2 separate regions of the Homo sapiens genome follow, and region 2 is linked to region 1. The links are chromatin contacts, found by Hi-C or POLR2A ChIA-PET in ENCODE. All regions are on one chromosome and are shown on one strand. The core of a region is the stretch at or near the end of the contact, and the rest is flanking DNA. Distances in the headings are between cores, read along the strand shown. Region 1 holds the start of TASOR (transcription activation suppressor). Region 2 overlaps ARHGEF3 (Rho guanine nucleotide exchange factor 3).

Region 1 (5,179 bases), core at 1,284-3,783:
TCAGGGTATAAATAATTACACAAGTTAAAAATTGCTCATTTTCACTAATCATGACAAAGTCCACTGCGATATATTTTCCTCCCAACTTTTGTCTGTAAGTAAAAATGGAAAATACAAGTTTTACCCAAGAGGTACAAGACTATGGGGGACAACAGCTAGATTTATATTTCCTAATCCCTCAATTATTTCCACTTTTAGTGTGTTCAGCTGAAGTCTATTTTACAACAATCTCTGGATTTTATCTAATTTTAAAAAAACACACAAACACAGTGCCTTTCCAGTTCCTACTGCCTTCCCACATTTCAAACTAAATTTTGAAGAGTTTCTAGGCCAATCTTCTGGTCCTAACAAACAGTAAAAAAAAAAAAAAAAAAATCACGGTTTGTCCATATTCTTAGGCACTTAAACCTTAAAAATAGATTTCAAACGGCTTTTATCAAGCTGTGAAGAAAAAAAATAGTTCCACCTCCTACCTCATAACCAGAGCCCATTTGAATGTACTTCCTACCTATTCTCTACCAATTGATTACACTGGGAACTTTTCTCATACAGACTATAATCATACATCTCAAATTTTAACTAAATACACGAAAAGAACTGAGTTTTGACCTTTAAAAGTATCTTTCTGAACCCTAAAATTACATTAACTCAAAAGATATTTCTAGAAACATTCCTCATGCTAATTTCCAAAGGTTAACTTCATCTTTGTCAACATGGTTTCTCACACCAAGTATTTTCTTGGCTTTGCCATCCAAACAAATGAACTTTATTTGTATTTTTCCAATAAAAGGCTCAAACAATTCCAGTAGTGCAAATGGAACTGGTGATGCTTATGGAAAGTCAGTATAATGCTACAGCCAAGACTCTGTACCAGATGGATGGAAAAGATACGGGAAAAAAACAAATCCTATTTTTTTCCAAAGTAAATAATGAAAACCTAACCATACAGTAGGGCAAAAAGGAAGTTGTCTAAATTCAGAATATCCAAAATTTACTGGATAGTTAAAAAATAATACCCCAATAACAAAAAACGATACTAATTTTGACCTCCATTAGGAATTCTGACTCCATATTAACAATATGGCATTAAGATTTTTTAAAAGTACAAGTAATTAATGTAACTGTTTCCATATGGGTTCCAAAAACTAAGACTGGACTTTTTTTTAACCTGAAGTTCTACCATCTAGAAGACCAAGTTGGTGACTCTTGAGAATAAGGTAACTTCTCATTAGTTTTTTTCCATTGGGAAATTACTGCTCCAAGAACCTACCTTTCCATTCTTTTCAAATATAAGAAAAACAATACTAAGTTCGAATTTAAAGAGAGAAAAACCTATTTAATCTAACGCTTCAAAAACAAGGGGGAAAAATCTACATGGAAATGAAGTGTGATGGAAAACAGCAGTGTGCATGGATCACATCTACTAATAGAGATTTCTAAATAAGGGAGGACGCTGACATCAAGCACATTTCAAGTAGACACACAGAACTGAAGAATTTCCACGGGGAGAAGCACTCATGGTCCTCAGAACATTGGCAATGGCCTTGGAGAAAGCCCCAGAATCCATGGCCACGGGCTATTTCCATAGCGAGACTTCTCAGAAGCATCCTTAGGAGGACACAACGGCTTCTCTGCTTTCAGGGGCTGGGAGGGAGGGGCGCCGAGCACCATCTTTCCTCTCTGGGAGCTGCAGCCTTACGGACAAGCTTCAAACCTGAGCTACTTCCAACTTCCGCGGGGAGGGGCAGCAGGGGAGCGTGGTTCCACCGCTTTCTCTCGCACCAAACGCGGCAGCTGGGCGGCCGTGGCGGTGAGGGGAGAGGCGGCCGGCGCTGCATGCGTGTTTACGTATCTCGGATGGGTGTGGGAAGAGGAGATAGAAAGATTCTAATGAAAAGATGGAGGGGAGAGAGAGAGGGGGTTGAGAAGAAGGGGAGGCACCACCTTTCTTTTCTCTGCTCTTCCTGGGGATCTGAAAACTCCTCCTAACAGGCCTTTCGGGCTCTTCGGGGCCTCTGGGCAGGGCGGCCGCGCCCGCCTCAGAGGAGTCCTGAGGCTGCTCGTGGCTGAGGCTCTGGGCGGCCTCGGCCCCCGCGTTCTCCTCACGCCCAGCGCCGCCGCTGGGCTCAGCGATGTTGAGGCCGCCGCCGCCGCCATTTTGTTGGGAGGACTCAAGCTCCGGAAGCGCCTGCTTCATCTCGTCGTCTCCGCCGCCGCCACTTTCCCAACTCGCATCCGTCGGCTGACAGGCCTCCGTCTCCACAGCAGTCGCCATCGCGCCGGCCTAAGGAGCTCTGGGAAGCTTCTGCCCACAAGGTCGACGGGTGTGGGGGGAAGGGGCGGCGGGCCAGTCTCGCCGCCGAGCTGCTCTCAGCCCACCCACCCCCTTCCCCCCGTGGCCTCAGGCTGCGCTCCCGACCTGGCAGCCTCTTGGGGGGCCCTGTAGCGGGCACCCCAAATGCGCTGCCCGGTCCTCGGAGCCGCTCCTCCCTCGGGCAGTTCTTCTGCCTTCCCCCGCCACTCAACGTGCGCGCGTCGGGGCCGGGAGGGGGCGGGGCCACCGCGGGCCACTCCACCAATGGGAGCGCGGCACCCGCCTGCGCGAGTGCGGAAATACCGCGCCGGGGGGCGGAGTTTCGGGGCGCCCGAGCCCGCCAAAAGGGGCGACCGCAACGCCCCGCGAGGACCTCGACGCCGCAGCCGTGGCCTGCGGAATGCGTGGGCCCCTGGCGATCTTCGGGTTCCCGGGGATTCCCCCGCCGCGCTGCAGGCGAGGGAGACTAGCTTGGCCTCTTCTCCGGAGCGCAGGCGTCGCCCATTTGTGGGCAAAACCCTTCCTCTGCGCACGAGTTATCTCGGCCCAAACGGGCTTCAGAGCAGTGGATGCGGGACGATCTCGGTTTTATGAACTATTTGCATGTGTACAAAAACCTGGAGAGGAGATAAAAGAATGGGCTAGGCGGTAATAGCCTAAAAGCCTCGACAGCCTTTGCGACCTGCTATTCTCACCGGATCTTGTATCTTTATGATAGATTACTCGCACCCGGCCTTCTCTTTTATCTCAGAGAGTGTGACCCAGTGTCACAGCTCCAGCAAGCACTTTCACCTGAGATCCTCTGATGGGACTTAACAACCTAGTGTTAACAGGATTTGGTTCTGGGGAGTTTGAGGGGAGGAGGCTGTTAACTTTTCCCATTTTTTTCCTTTAGTCGCACCCCCCCCCACCACACGCCATGGAGACCGCACCTGGCCTCCATTTGTTCCCTTTCTATGGTTACTTCTGTTAAAAATCTGGCCACTGATAAACCTCTAACTCCACTGTTTCTTCCACTGGAACGTTCATCAACGTTTTCCTATAGTAAATGTATATTAAAGAAAAAATAAACTTGCGGTCACATTAAAAAATACACAGCAGGTCGTCGCTCTCCCATAAAGGGAACAACTTCATAGTTAAGAGCCCTTTACATAGTGGTTTCTACCTTATCAGTATAAACTATCACGGGTTATCGTGAGTACAGCCAATATTTACTGAGTGCTTTCTACGTGCTAGACACGGACTGGACAAGTGATTTACGTGCATTGTCTCCATTTAATCCTCACAGCAACAGACATGAGGTAGATACTAGTTTGCAGAATTTGAAAGAAGCGTTGCAAGACACTGGACAAATTATGGTAACCGAAGATTTGAAACCGGGTCTATTTAACTCTCCGAGTAAGTACTTAAGCACTGCACTGACTGCTTCTCTAAGACCTAATTTTCACAGCAGCTGTGCACTTTTATTCATTTTATGGACGAAGCAACAGAGGGCTGACATTTTGTTGAGGGTCGCCAAGCAGCAGGATCAGGTTTGAGACCCAGATCTCTAGTCTCAAACTGTCTCCCAAGGAGTTTACAGACCAAATTATCATCATAATAAAGCCCCAGGCTTAAAGAGCATTCCTAAGGGCAACACGAAAGTTGGATTCTTTTGTCCTCTAATAAACATTACCACTGTTTAACAGCTGATATTAAAAAAAAATCATGAATTGCCCAACCTATTCGAAACAATTTAGTAAATCATACGAAAGAGAGTGTAAATCCATTATTAGTAAATAGTTTAAAAACACATTTTAGGCCAGGCGCAGTGGCTCACGCCCATAATCCCAGCATTTTGGGAGGCCGAGGCGGGCAGATCACCTGAGGTCAGGGGTTGGAGACCAGTCTGGCCAACATGGTGAAACCCCATCTCTACTAAAAATACAAAAATTAGCCGGGCATGGTAGCACATGCCTGTAATCCCAGCTACTCAGGAGGCTGAGGCTTGAGAATTGCTTGAACCCGGGAGGCAGAGGTTGCACTGACCTGAGATGGCACCATTGCACTCCACCCTGGGCTGAGACTTTGTCTCAAAACACACACACACATTTTAAAATATGTTTAAATGAAAAACTGAGGTCTAGGTTGAGGGAAAAATACATTATTTTAAGAAAAAGTTTTTTAGTTGGGGGAAGGGCTTTACTTGATTTAAAAGAGAGTACAGAAGATCAGAAACTCACATTGCAGTCCCAAATTGGTAACTTTCTTTTTTGTTGATTCATTGAAGGCATCCCTAAAAGCTCATTTTTATCAAATTCAAAAATAAGAATTGTAGCCAGGTGTGGCTCACGTCAAAATCCTACTTCGGGAGGTGGAGGCAAGAGAATCACTTGAGCCCAGGAGTTCAAGCCCAGACTGGGCAATAAGTGAGACCCTGTCTCTATTAAAAACAAACAAACAAAAACAACTAATTGCATGCTAATGCCACCACTTATCCACTCAAGAAAAGGCAACTCTACTTGTAAGCTCGTAGGCTATGCATAAAGCAATCACAGGTTGTTAGTAAAGAGTACCTAAAACTAAGGCTAGACAGAACCATTAGCCCTCCACAGAGGTTGAATCTTAAATTTTGTGAAGATAAAAATTGCTTCCCATTCCAAATCAACATTTATTAAAAAAAAAAAAAACTTTAATGAAATGTAGCTGGGTGTGGTGGCTGACACCTATAATCCAGCACTTTGGGAGCCAAGGCTGGAGGATCACTTGAGCCTAGGAGTTCAAGACCAGCCTTCACCATATGGTGAGACTCTGTCTCTATTTAAAAAAAATAAATAAATAATCCTAGCACTTTGGGAGGCCGAGGCAGGTGGACTTGAGGTCAGG
Region 2 (5,179 bases), core at 710-3,209, 76 kb after region 1:
GGAATTACAGGCATGAGCCACTGTGTCCGGCCATAGCTGGCTAACTCTTAACTGCCCTCGGGATGTAACTCAAACAGCACCTCCTCTAAGAAGTCTTCACCAACATTCTCCCATCCTCCTCCCCCAGAGCAATTCAGACATACTTCTGATATAGCAATGATCATACTTGATTATAATTATTGGTCACCTGCTCTTAACTAGAAACTTCCTGAGGTCAGGAATTGAATTTGCTTATGACATATGAGCCTTCATCACAAAGGCATTCTAAGGTAGTTCCCAGTTATTTTGAGATTCAACAATAAAATTCCAGAAAGTAAAGAAAAATTTTAAAAGGAACTATTCAACATAAGGGCATTGTTAAATAAGTTGTAAGTGGCTGGGCACAGTGGCTCACGCCTGTAATCCCAGCACTTTGGGAAGCCGAGGTGGGTGGGTCACCTGAGGTCAGCAGTTTGACACCAGCCTGGCCAACATGGTGAAACCCCGTCTCTACTAAAAGTACAAAAATTAGCCGGGGCGTGGTGGCATGTGCCTGTAATCCCAGCTACTCAGGAGGCTGAGGCAGGAGAATCGCTTGAACCCAGGAGGCGGAGATTGCAGTGAGCCAAGATCGTGCCACTGCACTCCAGTCTGGGCGACAAGAGTGAGACTCCGTCTCAGAAAAAAAAAAAAGTTATAATTACCTGCTGGATGGAATATTATCTAGACAATTCAGAGATAATTTAAAATGTAAACACCCCTTCTATGTAGCCTAAAATAAAATCAGGATTAAAAATCTATATGTGAACATTTTATAGTTATGCAAAAAATGCACATGAGCAAAGATATAAAGGGAACATCACAAAATTCTATTGTTGTTTCATGTTGACATTATGAGTGATTTCTGTCCTCCTTTATATATTTTTAGCCTTTTTTTTTTGTTTTGAGATGGAGTCTTGCTCTGTCGCCCAGGCTGGTGTGCAGTGGCGCAGTCTCAGCTCACTGCAAGCTCCGCCTCCCGGGTTCACACCATTCTCCTGCCTCAGCCTCCCAAGTAGCTGGGACTACAGGCACCTGCCACCACGCCCGGCTAATTTTTTGTATTTTTAGAAAAGACGGGGTTTCACTGTGTTAGCCAGGGTGGTCTCCATCTCCTGACCTCGTGATCCGCCCGCCTCGGCCTCCCAAAGTGTCTAAAATGGCCGGGCGTGGTGGCTCACGCCTGTAATCCCAGCACTTTGGGAGGCTGAGGCGGGCGGATCACCTGAGGTCAGGAGTTCAAGACCAGCCTGAACAACATGGTGAAACCCTGTCTTTATTAAAAATACAAAAAAAATTAGCTGGACGTGATGGTAGGTGCCTGTAATCCCAGCTACTTGGGAAGCTGAGGCAGAAGAATTGCTTGAACCCGTGAAGTGGAGATTGTAGTAAGCTGAGATTGCGCCACTGTACTCCAGCCTGGGCGACAGAGCAAGACTCCCTCTAAAGGAAAAAAAAAAAAATAGAAAATGAGGCGGGGCTTGGTGGCTCATGTCTGTAATCCCAGTTCTTCGGGAAGCCAAGGCAGGCGGATGGCTTGAGCTGAGGAGTTCGAGACCACTCTGGGCAACGTAGCAAGACCTCATTTCAGTTCTAAATTAAAAAAATATATATAGATATATATGTAAGAATAAATGAAAAATGTAAAAAGAAACTTCCAAAGAGCTTCAGGGTATTACCACAACCTTCTGGAAGCAGGACGCTCACTCTGCAAGTAGCAACACAAGCCCCTTAGGCTGGCACAAGTAGTGGGGGTGCTCCTGGGCTCACTAATGAGCTCATGATGGCTGGACCAGCCCTATGCAGGTCAAGAAAGTACTTGCACCAAATACACAGTTCACTAATGGTATCTTACAAATCCTTGTGATCTCTTAAAAACAGTCCCTTGTAAACAGTAACCAGGAACTAAATGCACACAGATCGCCAGCACTCGGAATCAATTAGCCACAAGCATTAAAAGGTCAAAACAAGTGCAGTGAGTCATTAAGTAACTTGCTCAACCCAGTTTGCAGTTCTGATGGCAGCTGAGTTAAGAATTAAAGAGCAGAAAGAAAGGAAACACACACAAAAACTTCAAAATGAAAGTTTCCACTTTCACTTGAGAGAATCAACCTCCTATCCTGTTATATTTTCAGTCCTTGGCTAACTTTAAACTCCCCCTACCAGTTTGAAAATAATGTATGCTAACTTTAAATTCTCATACATTACAAAAGTATATAAAATTAAGTACAAATGCCCTCATTTCCCCAAGTCTATCTCCTAGAAGTAACAACTGTTAAGTTTGTTCTAGCTCTTTCCAAACTTTTTCCATGCATTTGTTAACATTCATAGAAAACTGAATTTTTTTTTTTTTTTTTTTTTGAGATGGAGTCTCGCTCTGTCGCCCAGGCTGGAGTGCAGTGGCACGATCTCGGCTCACTGCAAGCTCTGCCTATTGGGTTCACACCATTCTCCTGCCTCAGCCTCCCAAGTAGCTGGGACTACAGGAGCCCGCCACCAGGCCCAGCTAATTTTTTTGTATTTTTAGTAGAGATGGGGTTTCACCATGTTGGTCTCGATCTCCTGACCTCGTGATCCGCCTGCCTTGGCCTCCCGAAGTGCTGGGATTACAGGCGTGAGCCTCCGCGCCTGGCCGAGAATGTTTTCTCTTTCTACTTGACAGTATCTTGAGGTGAAATTTACATAACTCAATTACTTTTTCGTTGTTGTTTTTTTGGAGATGGGTCTTGCTCTGTTGCCCATACTGGAGTGCAGTGGTGCAACCATATCTCACTGTAACCTCAAACTCATGGGCTCAAGTGATGCTTCCACCTCAATCTCTTGAGTAGCTGAGATTATAGATGAGTGCCACCGCTAAGCAAGTGCCTGGCTAACTTTTGTATTTTTGATTTAGTAGACATGGGGTCTTGCTGTGTTGCCCAGGTTGGTCTTGAACTTCTGGTCTCAAGAGATCCTCCCGCCTCAGCCTCCCAAACTGCTGGGATTACAGGCATGAGCCACTGTGCCCAGCCTACAATTAACCATTTTTTAGTGAACAATTCAGTGCTATTTAGTATATTCACAAGGTTGTACAACTACCATCTCTATTTAGTTCCAAAACATTTCCATTACCTCAAATTCACGTATTCTTTTTAATGGCTGCAGAATTAGTATCCCTCCCATAGTCTGGACAGACCTATTGATTTAATCAATCCACAACTGATGGACATTAAAATTGTTTCCAGTGTCTGGCTATTACAAAAAGTGCCTCAGTGAACATGCTTTGTGTATTTGTGCTGATACTTCTAAAAGGCAGGAATTCCTTAAGTGGAATTCCTTGGTCTAAGAAGTATGAACATTTTAATGTTTGAGATGTACCACTAAGTTGACCTCCAAATAGGCTATTCAACTTTATATTCCTCAGATAGGTACATAATAGTACACTTTGCTCACACTCTCATCAACAAGGTATTATTATCAATCTGATAGGTTAAACAACTATACCTTAATTTCAGTTTTGTGTTTTGAAGGTAAGATTGAGCATATTTTAATTAATTTATTTAAAAATTTCCCAGAGAGTTGGAGATTGTCTTCTGCTGCGGCATGGGAAAAAAGAGAGCAGTAAGCTGTACTAGGTGAGCTCTACCACTATGAATTTCTTGCTTTGCGTTTCCCTAGTGATTGCTGGGCTCAGGGTACTATGGGGGATATCACAGAGGGTCTTTTATGCGCTTTGCCTACACGTAGCACTTCTGATATATTCTCTCTGATTCTCACAACCACCCTGCAAGTTGGGGGTTTATTCCCATTCTACTGAGGAGGAAACTGAGGTTGAGGGAGGCTAAGATTCAAAACCAGATCTGGTTCCAACAGAGCCTGAGCTCTTTCTACTTTGGGGACTGCATCTACTGTTTACATGCAAGACATGCATTTTGGGGAAGTTTCAATGAGATGGGATCCAGCTCCTGCCTTCTAGGAATATAAATCTACTTAAGGAAAGAGAGAGAATACATTTGCTCAGTTTTAGGAATAATGGCTGATATCTGACCAATCAAATTTCAAATTTACACCTTTAATTAGGCTGGATTAAAAGAAACATTTTTTCTTACTCCACTCAGAAGGGACTGGATGTTGAAAGAAGAATCCCAAGGGAGGAATAAAGAATGCCAACCATTTGTCCAGGTGAGGTTACTGACACCTGTAAGTCTAGCAATTTGACAGGCTGAGATGGGAGGATTACCTGAGGCCAGGAGTTTGAAACCAGCCTGGGCAATGTAGCAAGACCCTGTCTCTATAAAAAAGAATAATAATAAAAGAATACCAAACCAGTGAGTGGTCAGCAGCCGTCTGGCCCCGGGGAAAAGGGGCAGCAGCTGGTATGGTCTGGGGACAGCACATGGGTGATGGGCAGGTGTTCATAACAGCACTGACCACATACCATGAGCTACCCCTGAACCCATCATCAGTACCACTGGGAAAAACTACATGAGAGAACTAGAGTTGAGGGAGGAACAGGCAACTACTACTAGAAGAAAAAAACTCCAAGAGGATGCCTCTTTAGAGAGAAGAACAGCCACATCCCTATCAGCATCCCTGCCACTGTCCATCTACACACCCTCTGCCCTTCTCTTTTTTTTTTATATTCAACATGTGCTGTATTTATAGGTTTGTTTGTTTCTTTCATGTCTATTTCCTTCCAATAGAAGGTAAACTCCTTGAAGGCAGGCATATCTACCTCCTCTATTCACTGATGGATTCATCAGCAACTGATATAGTAAGACCTCAACAACTTTTGCTTAATGATTAAATGTTATGCTTGCTATGTGCTGGGCACTGTGAGGGGAGCTTTAGAGCCCTGCTTATCTGAGAGGTAAGGATTCTGTCCCCTTTACAGACAAGGAAACTTGAGGCTCAGAGAAGGTGACACTTTGCTGAAGGTCACACAGCTAATGAATGGTGCTTTATTATTTAAAACCCGGTGGTAAGGTGACTGTCAGAATGACAATCCAAGTCTGGTCTATTTCAGGCCAACCTCCCTGCCCCAATATTTAACCAATATCCTACCCTAATTGCCCTAGGATAAGATTCATAGTGTAGCGGGGTACATGTGCCCAAATAAATGAACTGTAGTTTACTTCTTGGCCTGTAGAAAGTTTCTCAACCTGGCCACCACAACATTTTG

Evidence for each region. Hi-C counts contacts between places; a loop is a spot of excess contacts on that map. ChIA-PET counts read pairs that join two places held with the same protein, here RNA polymerase II (POLR2A). Pooled maps may share reads with other maps.
Region 2: a loop to region 1 is called in a map of CD14-positive monocyte, with 3 times the contacts of the local background. The contact joins the enhancer-like site here to the promoter of TASOR in region 1. A Hi-C loop is called at or near these places in 3 of 168 maps with a recorded cell type or tissue (B cell, CD14-positive monocyte and natural killer cell), 11 of 37 single-sample maps with no recorded cell type and 12 of 50 pooled maps. POLR2A ChIA-PET finds 5 or more read pairs at or near these places in 19 of 52 experiments (B cell, CD4-positive, alpha-beta T cell, CD4-positive, alpha-beta memory T cell and 14 more).

What each region holds. Positions count from the first base shown.
Region 1 is chr3:56,680,732-56,685,910 of GRCh38, forward strand. TASOR (transcription activation suppressor) reads right to left here and starts at 2,534. Exons shown (of 24, transcript NM_001365635.2): 1 at 1,945-2,534. The coding sequence starts at 2,275. RefSeq lists enhancers at 1,365-2,309, 1,517-1,636, 2,057-2,226 and a silencer at 2,367-2,666.
Region 2 is chr3:56,756,817-56,761,995 of GRCh38, forward strand. All of the region lies in intron 2 of ARHGEF3 (Rho guanine nucleotide exchange factor 3), which reads right to left. Among named protein-coding and RNA genes, the nearest start is that of ARHGEF3, 43 kb to the right of the region's middle. Within about 2 kb of position 1,960, at least 23 of the 41 ENCODE cell types and tissues checked have a DNase peak (open chromatin) inside an H3K27ac peak, as active enhancers do; they include B cell, CD14-positive monocyte, CD4-positive, alpha-beta T cell and 3 more, where a contact is called at or near this core.